Linked DNA regions of Homo sapiens: region 1 is linked to region 2. Evidence: read pairs that join two places in POLR2A ChIA-PET (ENCODE). Cell type or tissue: B cell. All regions are shown on one strand. Each heading gives the region's core, and the rest is flanking DNA. Links, peaks and the distances in the headings are about the cores only.

Region 1 (11,272 bases), core at 3,349-8,348, 140 kb after region 2:
ATATAAAAAAAAATCTTTGCCCAGACCAATGTTAAGGAGTTTTTCCCTGTGTTTTGTTCTAGTAGTTTTATAGTTTCAGATCTTACATTTGAGCCTTCAGTGCATTTTGAGTTGATTTTTGTGCTTGGTGTAAGGTAAAGGTCTAATTTCATTCTTCTGCATGTGGATAACCAGATTTCCCAATGCCATTTATTGAATAGACTTTCCTTTCCTCATTGTGTGCCTGGCACCTTTTCCAAAAATCAATTGACCATAAATAGGTGGGTTTATTTCTGGGCTTTCTACCTGTTCCATTGGTTGATGAGTCTGTTTTCATGCCAGAACCATGCTGTTTTGACCACAATTGCCTTATAGTATATTTTGAAGTGTGGTACTATGATGCCTCCAGCTTCATTCTTTTTACTCAGGATTGTTTCAGCTTCTCATGGTCTTTTGTAGTTCCATACACATTTAAGAATTATCTTTTCTATTTTTGTGACAAATGGCATTAGAATTTTAATAGGGATTTTATTGAAGATATAGATTTCTTTGAGTGGTGTGGACATTTTAACAATATTAATTCTTCTAATCTATGAACATGAGATATCTTTCCACTTATTGGTGTTTTCCTCAATTTCTTTCATCAGTGTTTTATAGTTTTTAGTATACAAGTCTTTTACCTCCTTAGTTAAATTTATACCCGGGTATTGCTGTGGCTCCTCTCGTTAATTCTTTCCAGGTAATGCATTATTGGTGTATAAAAAATTACTGATGTTTGTATGTTGGATTTGTATACCGCAACTTTGCTGAATTTGTTGATCAGTTCTAACAGTTTTTTTGTGAATTTTTTTGGGTGGATTTTCTATGTATAAGATTATGTCATCAATGAGGAGAGACAGTTTCACTTCTTCCTTTCCTATTAGGATGCCTTTTATTTTATTTTATTTTATTTTATTTTTTTTTGAGACGGAGTCTTGCTGTGTTGCCCAGACTGGAGTGCAGTGGTGCAATCTCGGCTCACTGCAACCTCCGCCTCCCGGGTTCACACCATTCTCCTGCCTCAGCCTCCCGAGTAGCTGGGACTACAGGCGCCCGCCACCATGCCCGGCTAATTTTTTGTACTTTTAGTAGAGATGGGGTTTCACCGTGTTAACCAGGATGGTCTTGATCTCCTGACCTCGTGATCTGCCCACCTCAGCCTCCCAAAGTGCTGGGATTACAGGGGGGAGTCACCGCACCCGACCTTGTTTCTTTCTCTTGCCTAATTGCTCTAGCTAGGACTTCCAATACTATGTTGAATAGAAGTCGTGAGAATGAGAATACTTGTTTTCCAGTTCTTGGAGGAAACGCTCTCAGCTTTTTACTGCTGAGTATGTTAGCTATGTGTCTGTCATACATTGCTTTTATTATGTTGAGGTACATTCTCTTTATAACTATTCTGTTGAGAGTTTTTATTACAAAAGGGTGTTGAATTTTGTGAAATTCTTTTTCTGCCTCTGTTGAGATGACCATATGGTTTTTATTCTTTATTTTGTTAGTGTAATGAGTCACATTGATTGATTTTCATATTTTAACCACCTTGCATCTCAGGGATAAATCCCATTTAATCATGGCAAATGATTCCTTCAATGCATTGTTGAATTTGTTTTGCTAATATTTTGCTAAAGATTCTTGTATATATGTTCATCAGGAATATTGGCCTGTAAATTTTTCTTTTGTAGTGTTCTTGTCTGATTTGGGTATCAAGGAAATGCTTGTCTCATAAAATCAGTTTGGAAGTATTCCCTCTTCCTTGATTTTGTGGAATAGTTTGAGAAAATTTGGTATTAGTTATTCTTCAGTTATTGGTAGGATTCAGCTGTGAAGCTATTAGGTTCTGAGCCTTTCTTTGATTTCTTGCTTATTTTATCTCCTTATTTTTTACTGGTCTCTTCAGATTTTCTATTTCTTCATGATTCAGTTTTAGTAGGTAGAATGTGTCTAGGAACTTATCTGTTTATCTAGATTGTCCAATTTTTTTGGCATATAATTATTCCAAGTAATTTGTCGCGATCTTTTGTATTTCTGTGTTATCAATTGCCTCCACTTTCATTTCTAATTTTATTTGAGTCACTCTATTTTTTCACTTAATCTAAGTAAGGGTTTATCATTTTTATCTATCTTTTCAAAAAACAAATACTTAGTTTTATCTATTTTTTCTATTACTTTGCTAGTCTCTATTTCATTTATTTTTTTCTCTTTCTGCTCTTGTTATTTCTCTCTTTCTGCTAACGTTGTTCTTTTTCTAGTTCCTTGAGGTGTAATATTAGGTTGTTTATTTGAGATCTTTCTTTTTCTGATATAAGTATTTATTGCTATAAAATTTCATCTTAGGACTGCTTCTGCTGCATGCTGTAAGTTTTGATATGATATATTTTCATTTTTGTCTCAAGGTACATTTTTCGTTCCTTTTTTATTTCTTTTGTGACTCTGGTCTTGTAATCAGGCAAGGGAGAGAAATAAAAGGCATCGAATAGGTAAGGAAGAAGTGAAATTTTCTCTCTTCACTGATGACATAATCTTATAAACACATAAAAATCATAAAAATTCCACAAAATTTCCACATACTAATTTCCACATTTGTGAATTTTCCAATATTTCCCGAGATTTCTCTTGTTATTGATTTCCAGTTTCATGGCATTGTGATTGGAAAAGATACTTGCTATGATTTGAATCGCCTTAAATTTGATAAGATTTGTTTTGTGGCCTAACGTGGTCCTGGAGAATGTTCCATTGAGAAGAAAGTGTATTCTGTTTCTGTTGGATGCAATGTTCTGCATATGTCTGTTAGGTACATTTGTTCTAAAGTGTAATTCAAGTCCAGTGTTTCCTCGTTGATTTTCTAACTAGATGGTCTGTTATAAAAAATGAATACCCGTACTATTATTGCATTGCAGTCTACCTCCTCTTTGAAATCACTTAATAATTGCTTTATGTATTTAGGTGCTTTGATGTTGGATGAATATATTTACAATTGTTATGTCCTCTTGATGAATTGACTCCTTTATCATTATATAATGGCCTTTTTGATCTCTTTTGATAGGTTTTGAATTACAGTCTATTTTTCCTTATATAAGTATAGCTAACCCTGCTCTCTTTTGGTTTCCATATGCATGGAATATCTTTTTCAGTCCCTTCATGTACAGTCTATGTGTGTCCTAGTGAGGTGAGTCTCCTGTAGACAGCATATGATTGAATATTGGTATTTTGTTTGTTTGTTTGATTTGAGACAGAGTTTTGCTCTGTTGCCCAGGCTGGAGTAAAGTAGTGCAATCTCAGCTCACTGCAGCCTTGACCTCCTGGGCTCAAGCAATCCTCCCACCTCAGCCTTCCAAGTAGCTGGGACTACAGGCATTCACCACCATGTCTAGCTAATTTTGTTTATTTTTTGTAGAAATGAGATCTCACCATGTTGCCCAGGCTGGTCTTGAACCCTTGGGCTCAAGTGATCCTCCTGCCTTGGCCTCCCAAAGTGTTGAGATTATAGACATGAGCCACCATGCCTGGCCTGAATATTGTTTTTATGCATTCAGCCACTCAATGTCTTTTGATTGGAAAATTAAATTTATTTACATTCAAAGTAATTAGTGACAGGTAAAGGACTTGCTACTGCCATTTTGTAATTTGTTTTCTGGTTGTTTTATAGATTCTCTGTTTCTTTCTTCCTCTCTTGCTGTCTCCTTTTGTGGTTTAAAGGTTTTCAGTGGTGGTCTGTTTTTAATTCTTTATTTTTATATTTTATGCATCTATTATAGTTTTTTGCTTTATGGTTACCATAAAACTTATATAAAACATCTTAAACTTAAAACAGGCTATTTTAAACTGATAACAATTATAATTGCAAGCAAAAGCTCTACACTTTACTCCTTCTCCCTACCTTTTGTGCTTTTGATGTCAAAATTTTCCTTTTCTTATAATTTGTATCCCTTAACAATCTATTGTAGCTACAATTTTTAGTAGTTTTATTTTAGCCCTCATAGTAGAGATAAAATTGCTTTACACATAACCTTTATTTACATTTTTGGTGTATTCTGAATATGACTACGTATTTCTTCTACCATTAAGTTTTTTATTTTATATGTTGTGTATTATTAGTTAGTAGTCTTTTGTTTCCACTTAAAGAACTCCCTTTAGAGGCAGAGGTTGCAGTCAGCTGAGATTGTGCCACTGCACTCCAGCCCGGGTGATGGAGCAAGACTCTGTCTCAGAAAAAAAAAAAAAAAAAAAAAAAAAAAGAACTCCCTTTAGCAATCCCTGTAGAGTGGGCCTAGTGGTGATGGTAAACTCCCTTAGCTTTCATTTGGAAAATTTTATTTCTCCCTTATTCTGAAGGACAGCTTTGCTGGGTAAAGTATTCTTGATTGGCAGTTGTCTATTATCCTTCAGCACTTTGAATGTATCATCCCACTGTCTCCTAGACTACAAGGTTTCTACTTAGAAATTCACTGATAGCTATATTGAGACTCTGTTCAGTATGATATGCCTCTTATTTCTTGCTGCTTTCAGTATTCTTTCTTTGTCTTTAATTTTTGATAATTTGAATGTGATGTGTCTTGGTGAACTTGTCTTTGAGTTAAATTTGAAAAGTGATCTCTAAGCTTCCTGTACCTGGATATTGTCATCTTTTCCTAGATTTGGGAAATTTTCAGCCATTATTATCTTAAATAAATTTTCTGGTTCTTTTTCTTTTTCTTTTCCCTAGGGAACTCCTATTATGCGTAGATCTGTTTTCTTGATAATGTCCCATAATTACCATAGGCCTTTTCCATTGTTTTTCTTTCTTTTTTTTCTTTTCATTCCTCTGACTAATTTAAATGTCCTGTATTCAGGTTCACTGATTCTTCTTCTGCTGGTCAAGACCTGCTATTGACACTTTCTATTAATTTCAGAAATTTAGTTATTGTATTCTTTAGCTTTATAATTTCTATTTGGGTTTTTTATTGTTTATATTTTTGTCAAACTTCACATTTAGTACATGAATTGTTTCCCAGAATTTCATTCAATTTTTCATCTGTATTTTCTTGTGGTTCTCTGAACTTCTGAATTCTTTATCAGTCATGTCATAAATCTCCACTTCTTCAGAGTCCACTATTAGAACTTTATTAGTTGCATTTCCCTCATTTTTTTTTTTTTTTTTTTTTTTTTAGATGGAGTCTCACTCTGTCGCCCAGGCTGGAGTGCGGTGGCATGATCTCAGCTCACTGCTACCTCTGCCTCCCAGGTTCAAGCAATTCTCCTGCCTCAGCCTCCCAAGTAGCTGGGATTACAGGCACGCACCACCATGCCCGGCTAATTTTTGTATTTTTAGTAGAGATGGAGTTTCACCATGTTGGCCAGGCTGGTCTTGAACTCCTGACCTCAGGTAATCCACCTGCCTTGGCCTCCCAAAGTGCTGGGATTACAGGCATGAGCCACTGCGCCCAGACTTCCCTCATTTTTGTAATCCTTGTGTCTTTGCATTGGTACCTACACATTTGAAGAAACACTTTCCAGTCTTTGCTGGTATTCTTTGGCTGTGCAGATCTTCACTATTTAGTATAGCCTAGGATTCTAGTTGGGCCAGTAGGTGGTGACAGGTAGACCTTGCATGTTCTCTAGTTGGGCTGGGCTGTTAACTGTGTTCTGGCGTCAAGCAAAACTTCTGGCTGTAATAGCAATCACTATAGTCTGACTCTCAGGAGGTCTTCCTCTTAGGAAAAGGGGGAGAGTACCACATCACGGGAACACCGTGTGGGACAAAATAATCTGGGTGACAGGCCTTGAGTCCCAGATCATTCCTGTGGGAAAGTTTCTTTCAGCAGAGACACAATTGCAGTACTGGACTCAGCAGGGGACATCTGTGTCTCTATCCAACAGTCAGACAGGCTTGGTGCTCATGAAAGGTCTTAGAGAAAGGGTCCTCTTTCCCCACTTGTCCACCACTGCAGACACAGCTGGGGCTTCTCTCACGGGAACTCTGTGTGGATTCACCTACAGACAGCCTTCCTGGAACACTTCAGGGCAACTGCATCCCCACAGAAGGAGCATTCCCCAGGTTTGGGCTTGCACAAGAAGCAGACTCACAATTTCTCTCTACTTGAAACACCAATATTCCTACAGACAAAAAGAAGTGCCTGTATAATCTGAATAGCTGGAACACTGGGACAGGTGTGAGGCTGGGAGGTGGATAGCTTTTCTGCTGGCCTGGCAGGGGAGCTGAGATAGCTCCCAACCTTCACTCTGATAAGACCTCAGTGCATCTATTTGGGAGCTCCCCAAGCAACCTTAATCAAGGCTGGGATCTCTGCCCACCATTGGGTATTGCATTTACCCACTTGCTTTAGCTACAACCGGTTCCTACCCAGGGATACAATTCCACCCCTACTGTCCTGAAGCTTGAGCCATTAACTCAGTAAATAAAATAATGGAGAAAAAATAAATAAATATGAGTGCACAACACAGGGAAATGAGATAAGCTTCAAAAGACCCCTACCATTCCAATCCCACAGGAGACAATGAACTTGCCTATACCAAGTACATACATACTACAAGTAGCATCTGAGACAGCCATCACACAAAGACTCTCTATAAGCAAGGAATTCTTACAGAATCTTCACTCATAAAAGCACCAAGAACCAAATTCAGCTGTAATAAACTATAAATATTGAAGTCACATCCTTAAGAGAAAAAAAAAGAAATTAAAAAAAATGAAACCAAAAATAAATTCAAGAACAATTACAAGAAATAGTCTACCCAAATGAGAAGGAACCAGAAAAGAGATTCTGGTAATATGACAAAATGGGGTTCTATAATGCCCTGAAAAGATCATACTAGCTCCCCATCTCTGGATCCAAAGCAAGATGAAATCTTTGAAATACCAGATAAGGAATTCAGAAGGTTTATTATTAAGCTGCTCAAGGAGATACTGGAGAAAGGTGAAAACCAACATAAAGAAATTTAAAAATCAATACAGGATGTGGATGAGAAATTTTCCAGAGAGATAGATATAAGGAAAAACTAATCAGAATATCTGGAAATGAAAGACACACTTAGGGAAATAAAAATACAGTGGAAAGTTTCAACAATGAACTAGAACAATAGAAGAAAGAATTTCAGAGCTTGAAGACAAGGCTTTTGAATTAGCCCAATCAGATAAAGATAAAGAATCAAAAGAACAAAGTCTCCAAGAAATATGGGACTACGTAAAATGGCCAAACCTAAGAAGAGTTGTTGTTCCTGAGGGAACAGAGAAGGATAAAAGTTTGGAAAACGTATTTGAAGTAATAATTGAGAAAAAGTTTCCTGGCCTCGCTAGAGATTTAGATATCCAAGTACAGGAAGCTCCTAGAACATCTGAGAAATTAATTGCAAAAAGATCATCACCAAGGCAAAAAGTGATCAGGCTATCTAAAGTTAATATGAAGGAAAGAATTCTAAGAGCTGTGAGACAAAAGCATCAGGTAACCTATAAAGGAAAACATATCAGGCTAATAACAGACTTCTCAGCAGAAACCTTACAAGCTAGAAGAGATTGGGTGTCCTATCTTTAGACCCCTTAAACACAATAATTGTCAGTCAAGAGTTTCGTATCCAGCAAAACTAAGCTTCATAAATTAGAGCAAAATAAAGTCTTTTTCAGACAAACAAATGCTGGGGTTATTTGCCACTACCAAACCAGCACTACAAGAAATGCTAAAAGGTGTTTTAAATTGTGAAAGAAAAGCTTGATATGCACCAAAATAGAACTTCCTGAAAGCATAAAACTATAAGGCCTATAAAATGTAATGAATGTATGAATGTAAATGGCCTAAATGCTCCACTTAAAAGGTACAGAATGGCAGAATGGATTAAAAAAAAACATAAACTAGATATCTTCTGTCTTCAAGAGACTCACCTAACACATAAAAATTCATGTAAACTCAGGGTAAAGGAGTGGAAAAAGATATTCCACACAAATGGAAACCAAAAGTAAGCCAGAGTAGCTATTGTTATATCAGACAAAACAGATTTTAAAGCAACAACAGCCAAACACAAGCAAACAAAATACAAAGAATAACATTATATAATGATAAAAGGATCAGTCCAACAAGAAGATATTACAACCATAAATTTATATGCACCTAACACCAGAGTTCCAAGATTTATGAAACAATCACTACTAAATCAAAGAAATGAGATAGACAGCAACACAGTAATAGTGGGAAATTTCCATACTCCACTGACAGCACTAGAAAGATCACTGAGACAGAAAGTTAACAAAGAAGCAGTGGACTTCAACTATATGCTAGAACAAATGGACTTAACAGATATTTACAGAACATTCTACTCAACTACTGGAGAATATACATTCTTCTTATCAGAACATGGAACATTCTCCAAGATAGACTGTATCATAAGCCACAAAACAAGTCTCAATAAATATAAGAAAATCGAAATCATGTCAAGTATCTTCTCAGACCACAGTAGAATAAAACTGGAAATCAACTCCAAAAGGAACCTTCAAAACTATAAAATACATGGAAATTAAATCATCTGCTCTTGAATGATTTTGGTGTTAATAATGAAATCAAGATGAAAATTTAAAAATTATTTGAAATGAATGATAATAACCGACACAAGTTATCAAAACCTCTGGGATACAGCAAAAGCAGTGCTAAGAGGAAAGTTCATAGCATTAAACGCCTACATCAAAAAGTCTGAAAGAACACAAATTGACAACCAAATTTTACACCTCAGGGAACAAGAGAAACAGGATCAAACTAAACCCAAAGCCAGGAGAAGAAAAGAAATAAAGATCAAAGTGGAACTAAACAAAATTGAAACAACAACAACAACAATAAAAAATACAAAAGACAAATCAAACAAAAAGCTGGTTCTTTGAAAAGATAAACAAAGTTGGTAGACTGTTAGTGTGATTAACCAATAAAAGAAGAGAGAAGATCCAAGTAAGCTCAAATAGAAATGAAACTGGAGACATTACACAGAATACCACAGAAATACAAAAGATCATTCAAGACAACTATGAACAGCTTTATGTGCACAAACTAGAAAATCTAGAGGAAATGGATAAATTCCTGGAAACATATAACCTTCCTAGATTAAATCAGGAGGAAATAGAAATCCTGAACAGACCAATAACAAGCAGTGGACTGAATCCGTAATAAAAAAAATTGCTGACACAAAAAAGGTCCAGGACCACAGAGTTTCACAGCTGAATTCTACCAGACATTCAAAGAATTGGTACCAATCCTACTGAAACTATTCCAAAAGATAGGGAAAGAGGGAATCCTCCCCAAATCATTCTATCAAGCCAGTATCGCCCTAATACCCAGACTAGAAAAGGACATAATAAAGAAAACTACAGACAAATATCCCTGATGAACAAAGATGCACAAATCCTCAACAAAATACTAGCCAACTGAATCCAACAGCACATCAGACAGATAGTATATCACGATCAAGTGAGTTTCATCCCAAGGATGCAGGGATGGTTTAACATACACAAATCAATAAATGTGATAAATCACATAAACAGAATTAAAAGCAAATGCTATATGATCATCTCAATAGATGCAGAAAAAGCATTTGATAAAATCCAGCATCATTTTATGATAAAAACCCTCTACACACTAGGCATAGAAGAGACTTACCTCAAAATAATAAAAACCGTCTATGACAAAGCCACAGCCAACATCATACTGAATGGGAGAAAGTTGAAAGCATTCCCCCTGAGTACTGGAGCAAGACAGGGATGCCCACTTTAACCACTTCTGTTCAACATAGTACTGGAAGTCCTAGCCAGAGCAATCAGGCAAGAGAAAGAAATAAAGTCATCCAATTTGGAAAAGAGGAAGTTAAACTATCACTGTTTGCTGATGATATGATGGTATACATACAAAACCCTAATGACTCATCCAAAAGCCTCCTAGATCTGATCAACAAATGCAGTAAAGCCTCAGGTTACAAAATCATTGTACACAAATCAGTACCACTGCTATACACCAACAACGACCAAACTGAGAATCAAATCAAGAACTCAATCCCTTTTACAAAGCTGCAAAAAAAAAGTAAAATACCTAGAAATATAGTTAACCAAGGAGGTGAAAGATCTCTACAAGGAAAACTACAAAACCCTGCTGAAAGAAATCACAGATGGCACGAACAAATGAGAACATGCCTCAAGTTTATGGATGGAAAGAATTAATAATGTGAAAATGACCACACTGCCCAAAGCAAACTACAGATTCAATGGAATTCCCATCAAAATGCCATAATCACTTTTCACAGAACTAGAAAAAAGCAATACTAAAATTCACATGGAACCAAAAAAGAGCCCACATAGCCAAAGCAATACTAAGAAAAAAAAAATCTGGAGGCATCATATTCCAACTTGAAATTATACTACAAGGCTATACTTACCAAAACAGCATGGTACTAGTATAAAAATAGGCAGGTAGACCAATAGAACAGGACAGATAACCCAGAAATAAACCACATATTTATAGCCAGCTGATCTTAAACAAAGCATACAAAAACACAAATTTGGGAAAGGAAATCCTATTCAATAAATGGTGCTAGGAAAACTGGCAAGCCACCTGTGGAAGAATGAAACCATCTGCATCTCTCACCTTATACAAAAACCAACTCAAGATGGATCAAAGGCCTAAATCTAAGACCTGAAACCATAACAATTCTAGAAAATAACATTAGACAAACTCTTCTGGACATTGGCATACACAAAGGATTCATGACTCAGACCCCAAAAGCAAATGCAACAAAAACAAAAATAAATAAATGGGAACTGATTAAACTAAAAAGCTTTTGCACAGCAAAATAAATAATCAGCAAACAGACAACCCACAGAGTGGGAGAAAATATTTCAAACTACACATTCAATGAAGAACTAGTATCCAGAATCTACAAGGAATTCAAACAAATCCACAAGTAAAAGACCAAATAATCCCTTCAAAAAGTGGGAAAAGGGCAGGAGTAGATAATTCTCAAAAGAAGTATACAAACATATGAAAAATGCTCATCATCATTAATCATCAGGGAAATGCAAATTAAAACCACAATGAGATACAACCTTACGCCGGCAAGAATGGCCATAATTAAAAAATAAAAAATAAATAAAAAAAAAACGGATGTTCACGAGGATATGATGAAAAGGGAACACTTTTACACTGCTGGTGGGAATGTAAATTAGCACAACGTCTATGGCGAGCCCTTAAAAAAACTGAAAGCAGATTCACCATTCAATCCAGCAATCCCACTA
Region 2 (11,272 bases), core at 2,938-7,937:
CCTTATCATTCGGAAAAAAAACCACATGCTTTGTAGCCAGACAGACTTGGGTTTAAATTCCAGATATGCCACTTCTCAGGTGTGCAAGCTTGGCAGCTTGGCCTCTCTGGTCCTCAGTTTCCTGTCTTAGTCTATATTCATCCTTTCTGCCTTGTAGCATTGGTGTGAGTCCTAGAGGTAGTGCCTAACCTAGTTTTGGGCACATGGTTGGAGACCAATAAATCGTGGTTATTTTCAATATCACAGCACATGTGAACGGTTATTCTCAGTTATTGTCCACCTGATGGGCCACTTTGCTAGGGGCTGTGAATAGAAAGAGAAATGAGATACAGCCTCTCCCTGGAGGAGCTCTCCATCTAGGAGGAGAGCCAGGCCTGTGGAAGGGGGCACAAAGGAAAGCAAGTTGCACAAGCTGTGGAGGGAGCTGGAGGCAGGGGCAGAGAAGGCCAGAAAAAGAGATGATATCCTCAAAGGCTTTAAAAGAATGAAGAAGAATCTGCCAGGCAGTTGGGGCGGGGGCAGCATTGGATCCACTCATAAGGGAGGGCAGAGCTAACAGTGGAGGCTCCCTGGACAGGTGAGCCCTCGGGCTTCCCCCTCTCTGCTGGCATTTGATCCTACTCAGTTTGGGTCAGGATAGAGTCTGCAGTCATTTTCCAGCAGGTGGTTTTACATGGGCAGGAATCCAGCCAGGCCTGACTGGGGGAGAGGGTGTTGAGGTGGCACTTGTCATCCCAGTGATCTCTCCATAGGTATCTGGGCTCCAGGCTTAGGGCTAGGAGCAGGAGTGGGCCTCCTCAGAGGGAGTGGGACAGATTACCAGGCAGGAACTGCAAAGGCAGAGCTCACTAAAGTGCAGGCTCCAGGTCATGTGGATGGAGGGGCTTCACAAAATGGTACAAAGCGGTTGTTATCAAATTCAGACAGCAGGTAGGTGGGAGGAGGGGTGACCTGTGACTTCTGTGATTTCTGGGAAGTCCACTGACCCTTTATGCAGTGCTCAGTGTCAAATAAAAAGAACCGGAGAAGACCACCTTGATAGTTAAGGATATACATTTGTGGTTTTAGTTATTCACAAATGACTCTAAAGTTCTGTGATATGATATGATTGGGTGAATCATTTGGATGAGATAAAAACAGGATTTTATTTGCTGCATGCATGTTGTGTGTCACCTAGGTGGTGATAAAAACAAACGTAGAAGCTTTCATTTACTGAACTCTTACCATGTCTGGGCATGCTATATGCTTTACAAGTATCTCATTTAGCCCTGGCTAAATCCAGCTCTTTGAACACCATACCTACTCCACAAATCTGAGTGTGACTGTAGAAAAGCATAGTGTCATCCTGAATGGTCCCACTCTAATTCTTTTTTGTTTATTTTTTTTGAGACAGAGTTTTGTTTTTGTCCCCCAGGCTGCAGTGCTATGGCGTGATCTCGGTTCACTGCGTGCAGCCTCTGCCTCCTGGGTTCAAGCGATTCTCCTGCCTCAGCTTCAGGCACCTGCCAACGTGACCCGCTCATTTTTTGTATTTTTAGTAGAGATAGGGTTTCACCATGTTGGTCAGGCTGGTCTCGAACTCCTGACCTCAGGCAATCCGCCCACATCGGCCTCCCAAAGTGCTGGGATTACAGGCATGAGCCACTGCGCCAGGCCGTAATTCTTGGCCATGACTCTTAAGGGGACATTGGTGTTGTAGGCCATGTCGCTTCATTTTGTTGGTCCATTGGTTCTCAACCCTGGCTGTCATTAGTGTTACTGGTGGGAATTATAACACGTATTGCTGCCTGAATTCCTCTCAAACTAACGAAATCAAAGTCTTTGTGAGGTTGACCTGGGCACCAGTATCTCTTTGTTAACCTGTGCTGTTAATTCCAATGAATGATAGTTGAGAAGCATGACCATTCCTCTGTCATCTAGATGACTGTTTCGCACCTTTTTCTCTCTCTTCAAGTCTCTAACACCTTCCCTATCCATACTCTCAGTTGATACCTTGTTTTAAACTTACCTGAAAAAATAATGGCAGTCGGAGGAAAACTTTCATACCTTTTGTCTTAGTCCATTCAGGCTGTGATAACAAAATACCGTAAACAGGGTGGTTTATAAACAAAAGAAATGTATTGCTCATAGTTCTGGAGGCTGGGAAGTCCAAGTTGAAGGCACCAGCAGATTCGGCGTCTGGTGAGAGCTTGCTTCCTAATTTATGGATGGTGCTTTTTCACCGTGTCCTCATGTGCTAACAGGGCTCACTAGTTCTCCAGAGCCTCTTTTATAAGGGTACTACTGTATGAGTCCATGTTGCCTTGCTATAAAGGAAAACCTGAGACTGAGTAATTTATAAAGAAAAGAGGTTTATTTGGCTCATGATTCTGCAGGCTGTACAGGCATGGCACCCACATCATCTTCTGGTGAGGCTTCAGGAAGCTTTTACTCACGGCAGGAGGTGAAAAGGGAGGGGGTGTGCCAATTTTTATGCTCCTGGAGAGAGTTGTCTGCATTTGCACCCTGCACTCCCTCTTCTCTCATTCTCATTTAAACTCAACATGATCAGTCTTTTGTACCCATCACACCACCAAAACCATACCGGTCAGGCTCACCAGTATCCTCTCTTGCCAAATCCAGTGGTCAGATCTCAGTCCCTATCTTGACTGATCAGCAACTTTTGATACAATTGACCATTCCATCCTCCTTGAAATAGTTTCTTCTCTTGGCTTCTGGAACATCACTGTCTTTGCTTTTCCTCTTCTCTCACTAGGTTCTCCTTCTCAGTTCCTTTTCTTGGCTCATTTTCTTTTCTTTTCTTTTCTTTTTTTATTTTTATTGAGATGGAGTCTCACTCTCTTACCCAGGCTGGAGTGCAGTGGCGCGATCTCAGCTCACTGCAACCTCCGCCTCCCGGGTTCAAGCGCTTCTCTGTTGGCTCATTTTCACTTGGTCACTGTGGAGTGCCTCTGGGAGTGGCCCTTGGACTTGGCCTCTTCTCTGTCTCCTCATGCCCTGGCCATCTCATATCATCAATTTCCTGACAACCCTCAATTTATATTTCCAACCCACACCTTTCCCCTGAGTTCCATGCTCAGATATTCAACCATCTACTTGACAAGTTTCCTTAGACATCTAATATACATCTCAAATATGACAAGCCCAAAATCGAACTGCTGCTTTTCTCCCTAAAAGAGCCATCCTCATTTCAGTGGACAACAATTTCATCTTTCCATCTTTTAGGGCTTAAACTCTGGAGTCATTCTAAATTCTCTTTCTCTCATGCTGCACCCACTCTGTTAGCAAACCATGTCAGCTGTGCTTTCACAATAAATTAAGAAACAACTACTTAATTCATCAAATTCATGTTGGTCCAGGACAGAAGACCTGTTCTTTCTCTTAGAATCGTTTCACAACTGAGCCTCCTGCTTGTAGTCTTGCTCCTGTGGTATGTTCTCAAAACAGTAACCAGAGTGATCATTTTAAAAGCTGTAGTGATGTGTCATTCTTCCGCTCAAAAACCAGGAAAGGCTTCCTCTTTTACTCAGAGCTTAGAAAGGCCTACAGGATTCTGTGTGACCCAGCCTTCAGACCCTGCAGACTTCATCTCCTGCTCTTTTCCACCGCTTCATTCTGCTTCACCTCACTGAGCCTACTCCTCAGATATAAAGCACACTTTGGTCTCAGAGCCTTTCCACTGCTTCCTCCAGGCAGGACACCTTCCTTCATGTATCCTATTGTTTTCGTCTCTTCTTCAGGTTTCTATTTAGATGTCACCTTGTCAAACAGGCCATTTGACAGCCTTATATAAGATTATAATCTCCTGCCTGTCTCCTCCCACCGACTTGGCTCTCTCCCTTTTATCCTTCCTTGTTGCTGTTCAATAGCGTAGGTGGCCATCTGAGTTACTACCCTGTGTCTTTTCTCACTAGGAACTTGCTTCCATGAGGGCAAGGATGTTATCTCTTTTGCTCACAGCTATTTCTTTAGGACCCAGAGCAATGCCTCAGGTATCATAGGCATAATCCACATTTGTTGGCTGAATTTAACAAAATCCTCACAATGACATTTCAAAATTAGTTGGAATAACCCAAAATTTATACATGAAGAAACTGAGACACAGAGAGGTTTTTTTTTTTTTTTTAATTTTATTTTATTTTAAGTTCCAGGATACATGTGTAGGATGTGCAGGTTTGTTACATAGGTAAACATGTGCCATGGTGGTTTGCTGCCCCTATCAACCCATCACCTAGGTATTAAGCCCCACATGCATTAGCTATTTATCCTGATGCTCTCCCTCCCCCAGGCCCCCTGACAGGCCCCAGTGTGTGTTGTTCCCCTCCCTGTGTCCATGTGTTCTTATTGTTTAGCTCCCACTTATAAGTGAGAACATATGGTGTTTGATTTTCTCTTCCTGTGTTAGTTTGCTGAGGATAATGGCTTCCAGCTCCATCCATGTCCCTGCAAAGGACATGATCTCTTTCCTTTTTATGGCTGCATAGTATTCCGTGGTGTATATGTACCACATTTTCTTTATCCAGTGTATCACTGATGGACGTTTGGGTTGATTCCATATCTTTGCTATTGTGAATAGTGCTGCGATGAACATATGCGTGCATGTATCTTTATAATAGAAGGATTTATATTCCTTTGAGTATATACTCAGTAATGGGATTGCTGGGTTACATGGTATTTCTGGTTCTAGATCTTTGAGGACTCACCACACTGTCTTCCACAATGGTTGAACTAATTTACATTCCCACCAACAGTGTAAAAGCGATCTTATTTCTTCATAGCCTCACCAACATCTGTTGTTTCACGGCTTTACTAATTGCCATTCTGACTGGCATGAGATAGTATCTTTTTGTGGTTTTGATTTGCATTTTTCTAATGATGCATGGTGTTGAGCATTTTTTCATATGTTTGTTGGCCACATAAATGTCTTATTTTGAGAAATGTCTGTTTATGTCCTTTGCCCACTTTTTAATGGGTTTTTTTTTTCTTGCAAATTTGTTTAAATTCCTTGTAGATTCTGGATATTAGAGCTTTGTCAAATGGATAGATTAGATTGCAAAAATTTTCTCCCGTTCTGTAGGCTGTCTGTTCACTCTAATGATAGTTTCTTTTGTTGTGCAGAAGCTCTTTAGTTTAATCAGATCCCATTTGTCAATTTCTGCTTTTGTTGTAATTGCTTTTGATGATTTTGTCCTGAAATCTTTGCCTGTGCTGATGTCCTGAATGGTATTGCCTACATTTTCTTCTAGGGTTTTTATAGTTTTGGGTTTTACATTTAAGTCTTTAATCCATCTTGAGTTAATTTTTGGGTAAGGTATAAGGAATGGGTCCAGTTTCAATTTGCTGTGTATGGATAGCCAATTTTCCCAGCACCATTTATTAAATAGGGAATCCTTTTCCCATTGCTAGTTTTTGTCAGGTGTGGCAAAGATCAGATGGTTATAGATGTGTGGTCTTATTTCTGAGATCTCTGTGCTGTCCCATTGGTCTGTGTGTCTGTTTCTGTACTAGTACCATGCTGTTTTGGTTACTGTAGCGTTGTAGTATAGTTTGAACTCAGGTGGCTGGATGCCTCCAGCTTTGTTCTTTTTGCTTAGGATTGTCTTGGCTATATGGACTCTTTTTTGGTTCCATGTGAATTTTAAAGTAGTTTTTTTTCTAATTCTGTGAAGAATGTCAATGGTAGTTTAATGGGAATAGCATTTAATCTATTAATTATTTTGGGTGGTATGGCCATTTTCATGATATTGATTCTTCCTATCCACAAGCACGGAATGTTTTTCCATTTGTTTGTGTCTTCTCTTTTTTTTTTCTTTTCTTTTGAGATGGAGTGTCACTCTTGTCACCCAGGCTGGAGTGCAGTGGTGTGATCTTGGCTTATTGCAACCTCCACCTCCCGGGTTCAAGCGATTCTCTTGCCTCAGCCTCCTGAGTAGTTGGGACTACAGGTGCGTGCCACCATGCCCAGCTAATTTTTGTATTTTTAGTAGAGATGGGATTTCACCAGGTTGGCCAGGATGGTCTTGATCTCTTGACCTTGTGATCCACCCACCTCAGCCTCCCAAAGTGCTGGGATTACAGGCGTGAGCCACCATGCCCGGCCTGTGTCCTCTCTTATTTCCTTGAGCAGTGGTTTGTAGTTCTCCTTGAAGAGGTCCTTCACTTCCCTTGTTAGGGGTATTCCAAGGTATTTTATTCTCTTTGTAGCAATTGTGGATGGGAGTTCATTCATGATTTCGCTCTCTGCTTGTGTTTTGCTGGTGTATAGGAATGCTTGTGATTTTTGAGGCGCAGAGAGGTTAAACAACTTTTTCAGAGTAACACAGCTTGCTAGTGTAGAACTAGGACTCAAACCTGCCAAGTGACTGTGTCGTTAGATCGTCTCTCTGTGGAGCCTGGCCTTCCCCCTGCACCCACATCTCAACTGCCTCATTTTTTTCATGTCTTGTTGCAAGCAGCCGGTCCCACAGAGTGAGAAAAATCCCTGTGAAAAATGTCGCAAGTGTGACTGGAGGTGTGGGAAATGCATACACAAACAAGCCCTTATCTGCAACTTTCAAGTCCAAAAATTTGTGAAAGTCAAGCTTTATTCTTAACCCATTTGGTGGCAAAACCTGATTTGGACTGATGTGAGGCTATTTATAAATCTATGCCTGTAAAATGTTTGTGTTTGTTTTTTTTTCTTCCTGGTAAATTAGTATTTCCTTTAAGGCTCTTTCCAGGAACATGCTCAGTTTTAAGACCCGATTAAGATCAGGCACAGCAGGCCAGGCTAAGAGGGGCATGTGTGAAATGCAGTTCTATACCAGAGGGAATGAGGGAAAGTCCACATGCTCACCAGCGAGGCCTCTCGCTGCTCCCAGCACTTTTTCTGCTTCTGTCACACAGTGCTGGATACTAGAGTCAAATTCTGCTTTCCCTAGTCATGAGGCTAGAGGAGTCTTTCTGCATAAACTTAAGAGCCCAAGAGAAAAAGCCTATAGATATTGATATTTAGGGTGTTCCAAACAAAATTTACAGCTGACTCACAATCACCCTCCCGTAAGATCCACCAGTTCAGAAGCACTGATCATGCACACAGAACATCCGGTCAGTTTTTAGTGTCTCACTTTTCAATTTAAAAAGACAGCTAACGATCACCAGATATTTGAGAAAAGTTTGAAACATGAAAGGCAGAAATTAAAAGAGACAACAACAGCACTAGAAACTCACAAGAAATAGAGAAAATATAGGGAGCAGAAGAAAACTTCACAAAACCTGTAATTACTAGTCTAAGAGAGATAAGAGAATATGTTGCATTAATAAAATAAAAGCAATGTGCAACAAAGAGGAGTTTCAGAGACTAAGAAAGAACTTTTGGAAATTAAAAGTGTGATAGAAGAATAAATCAGTAGAGGGTTTGGAATATAGAATTGAAGAAAACTTACAGAACCTTGCAGAAAGTCAAAGAAAGAAAGAAAATGTGCTGGGCGCGGTGGCTCATGCCTGTATTCCCAGAACTTTGGGAGGCCAAGGTGAGTGGATCATTTGAACCCAAGAGTTTGAGACCAGCCTGGCCACATGGCAAAACCCCACCTCTACTCAAAAATACAAAAATTAGCCAGACATGGTGGTGCACGCCTATAGTTCCAGCAACTTGGGAGGCTGAGATGGGAGGATCACTTGAGCCAAGGAGGTTGAGGTTGCAGTGAGCTGAGGTTGTACCACTGCACTCCAGCCTGGGCAACAGAGTGGGACCCTGTCCCTCCCGCCTAAAAGAAAAGAAAAGAAAAATAAGAAGGATTATTCTAAGAAGCCCAACATCAGAATAGTAAGACTCGCAGAAAAAGAGAATAGAGACAATGAAAGGGAAAATTTATTAAAGAAATAATACAAGAAAAACTTTGAGAACATTGAAAGGACATTGAAAGGCCCACTTGAGTACCTGGGGCTGTGACTTGAAAAAAAGACATACACCAGAAGAAAAGCTTCTTGACAGGAGAAAATCCTCCCCCCAACCAAATGGATTATATATAACAATAGAAATATGATTGACATCATCTATCTCTACAGAAGCTAGGAGACAATGAAGCCATTCCTTAAATTCTGAGAGGCTAGTATTTCCAACTGAGAAATTATATCCTGACAAATTATTAATCAAATATGAGGGTGGAATAATGGCATTTTCAGGTATGAGAAGTCTCAATGATTTTATCTCCCACACAGCCTTTTTTGAGGAATCTATGATGCATTTGTTTCTCCAAAACTAGACAGTAAACTAAGAATAAATGGGATCTTCCTTTAAGCACAGAAAGCAACCACTTCAGGTTGAAGGAGGAGAATGGAAGGTTCCAGAAGGGAGATTTTTAAGAATTAAAAAAAAAAAAAAGATTAGTACATAATGGTATATTTAGTGTACTGTGATGAGTTTTATAGTTTTGTTGGAATGTTGAGGGCTGAATTCGTGACAAGTACATAGAAAGTTAAGCAGACAAACAAATGAGGTAATAATGGACTCTACAAATGGCAACTAAGAAATATACATGAAAGGAATTAATTGTAACACCACACATGGCTCAGCTATGAATAATAATTTATCTGGTTATAATAATGTAACTTAATAATTACTTGACAAAATAATGTAACTTAATAATATAGCTATTAGTGTTGACTTAATAAAAAATGGTATAACTATTGGGAGAATGTGGGACAGGAGAGGTGGTATATAGAATGGTGGTAAGGAGCTAAATCCTTATTTTCTATAATAGGAAGTTAGTGAATAATATCTAATATTGAAAAAAATCCAGAGCCATATAAGCGTGCTATTTAGATACACTGAGATGACTCTGGAAATAGATACAGGAGTTGAAAGACAGAATTAGGGATATGGAGGGGTGGGGCAGGGCCTGCTGTTTCTCCTTACAGCCTTGCAGTACCACTGGACCTTAAAAATCATTGGTGTGTGTTGCTTTGATTTAAAAAAGGGCTCAATGTGCCGGGTGCTGTGGCTCATGCCTGTAATCCCACTAATTTGGGAGGCCAAGGCTGGTGGATCACTTGAGGTCAGGAGTTCGAGACCAGCCTGGCCAACATGGTGAAACCCTGTCTCTACCAAAAATATCAAAAATTAGCCAGGTGTGGTGGCATGCACCTGTAATCCCAGCTACTCGGGAGGCTGAGGCAGGAGAATCGCTTGAACGTGGGAGGCGGAGGTTGCGGTGAGCAGAGATTGTGCCACTGCACTCCAGTCAGGGTGACAGAGCGAGACTCCATCTCAAAAAAAAAAAAAAATTAAATAAATAAATAAATAAATAAATAAAATAAAATAAGTTAAAAAGGGCTCAGTGTCTCCCCCTGTATCCAGATTGGCACCTAAAATAGGCACCCAATCAAAGCTGAATGATTGTTTGCTGTAGAGAACATATTAACAACACAATCAAATAAATGTGCAGAGGTACCCTCCTTTGGAAATTTTGCATATGGCAATGGCAGAAGAGCTTCCCTTTTCTGGTTCTCTAAATGCAGACACCTTTTCTCTTTTTGTCAGAGCTCACCCATGTACTCAGTGTGCAACTCATACTTAGTTTCAGCTCTTTGCTGGAATCTCTTGGCCTAGCACTAAAGGGAAGATAAAGAAAAGCCCCTGGGAGGCAGCTCTGGGAGGCAGCTTTGTGTGTGGAACTCTGGCTTAGTCACTTACCTGCTTTGTGCCCGTGCTGTCACCAAAGCTCTTGTCACCTCATCTGAAAATGGAGAAGACACTCCTCGCTTCATAGGCTTGTGTGAAGAATAAATGAATAACTTAGTACATAAAGCACCTGGCACACAGTAGTTGCTAACAAAAAAAAATTGAAATTAAAAATAAAGGAACATTTATGGTGAATATTATTAGGTCTAGGACAGGAGCCCCGTAATGTTGGATCTGGGCTCCCCATATGAACCATCAAGAAGGGATGTGAGCCCTGGGAGAGGAAGAGGGGGACAGAAATAATCCGGAAAGTCTCCTTATCTTAGCAGACGTTCTTACTGTGTTTTGGGTGCAGTGTCTTCTGATTTGACTGCTGTGTTCAGCAGATTTGTGGAGACCCAGATCCTGGAATGTTTTATGCACAAGGATCAATAAAAGCTCTTAGCTTATTTCACTTCCATATTCAAACATAATCAAAACCATTGCTCACATCTCAGACAATGTGGAAGAATGGCTCCAGGGTTAAAAGGGTTATCTCACGCTGAGGCTCCTGGGTGCTGAGTGGGGATGGCTCCTTGAAGCCAGGGGCTTGGGGCCACAGCCTTACTGCTGTGACAGGTGAACCCCTCCTCTGAGTCAACACAGAGCACTCGAGCAATGGTTCTGCTTTGAGGGGCTGGGCCATGAAATTCTTGGCTCAATTTATGAACTTCTTTGGGTTCCTTGGTTCCTGGTGAGCTCTCCAAATCCTGGTTCTGGGTCTGTGGTTGGTGCCTCACACATGGTACACTTACTTGAAGGAAACACTTGCTGGAGGCAAGAAGGAGTCACTGCGCCCAAGGCAGCCTCTCATTTAGCCACCCTCTTCCTTAGAATCATCTTCTGTGTCATCTAGATGCTTCTGGGTCTAAGGGCAGAGGAGAAAGGGGATTGGCTGAGCTGCTGCCAGGGGCTCTAGAGTTGGGGGACAGTGCAGTAAGGGCTGCCCCAAGAGATAAAACAGAGAACAGGCCCTGAGGAGAAGGAAGGAGTTGAGCACAATCTTGGCTGGCTGGGCCTCGAGAGGAAAGTAGAGAGACCAAATCTGGGTGTTAGGCCCAGTGACCCTTGTGGGATAGGAGGGAGGTCAGAGAGCAGAACTTGTGGTGACAGATTACAGAGCGTTATGAATTAAGTGGAAACTATATTAAAATGGCCAGGAAGCACGTGAGTAGATAGGAGGCTTGGGGACCCTATGATCAGCTGAATCTGCAGTGCTGAGTATGGTGATAGGAGGAAGTTATATAATCTACTTAATAGAAAAAAAAAACTTTAGAATTTAAGATAGAAGAGTCATCCAACTACACTTTAGCAATCTAGCGTGGTCCTGTCAGTAGATTTTTGTTTCGTTTTGTTTTCTGTTTTTTTTTTAAATTTTTTAAATCTTTTTTATTTTGAGATGGTACCTGCCAACCCTAGTGGCCCGCGGCCACTAGACTCACTACATACCTGCTGTCCTGGGCCTGCATGGTGTCCTGTCTACCTCTCCCAGGGCCTCTGCCCTGCTCTCTTTGTAGGCCAGCTTCCTCTCCTTCCATAGAGTCCCTGTAGCTCCATCATTTGATCTTT

What was found. ChIA-PET counts read pairs that join two places held together with the same protein. Peaks named below come from ENCODE experiments on the same cell type or tissue, not always from the same donor. Only the 100,000 strongest peaks of a DNase experiment are listed, where the experiment ranks them.
Region 1: POLR2A ChIA-PET joins it to region 2 with 6 read pairs; 2 of 35 experiments call an interaction of 5 or more read pairs at or near these places.

The regions. Positions count from the first base shown.
Region 1 is chr3:187,089,217-187,100,488 of GRCh38, forward strand. No RefSeq gene overlaps it. Among named protein-coding and RNA genes, the nearest start is that of RPL39L, 45 kb to the right of the region's middle. In B cell, for the core only: no CTCF peak of the experiment used is centred there; no DNase peak of the experiment used is centred there.
Region 2 is chr3:186,949,701-186,960,972 of GRCh38, forward strand. The region is part of intron 1 of ST6GAL1 (ST6 beta-galactoside alpha-2,6-sialyltransferase 1); the gene reads left to right. Among named protein-coding and RNA genes, the nearest start is that of ST6GAL1, 25 kb to the left of the region's middle. RefSeq lists a silencer at 6,341-6,583 and enhancers at 7,080-7,580, 9,374-9,423. In B cell, for the core only: no CTCF peak of the experiment used is centred there; a DNase peak (open chromatin) is centred at 4,831; H3K27ac peaks cover 3,966 bases.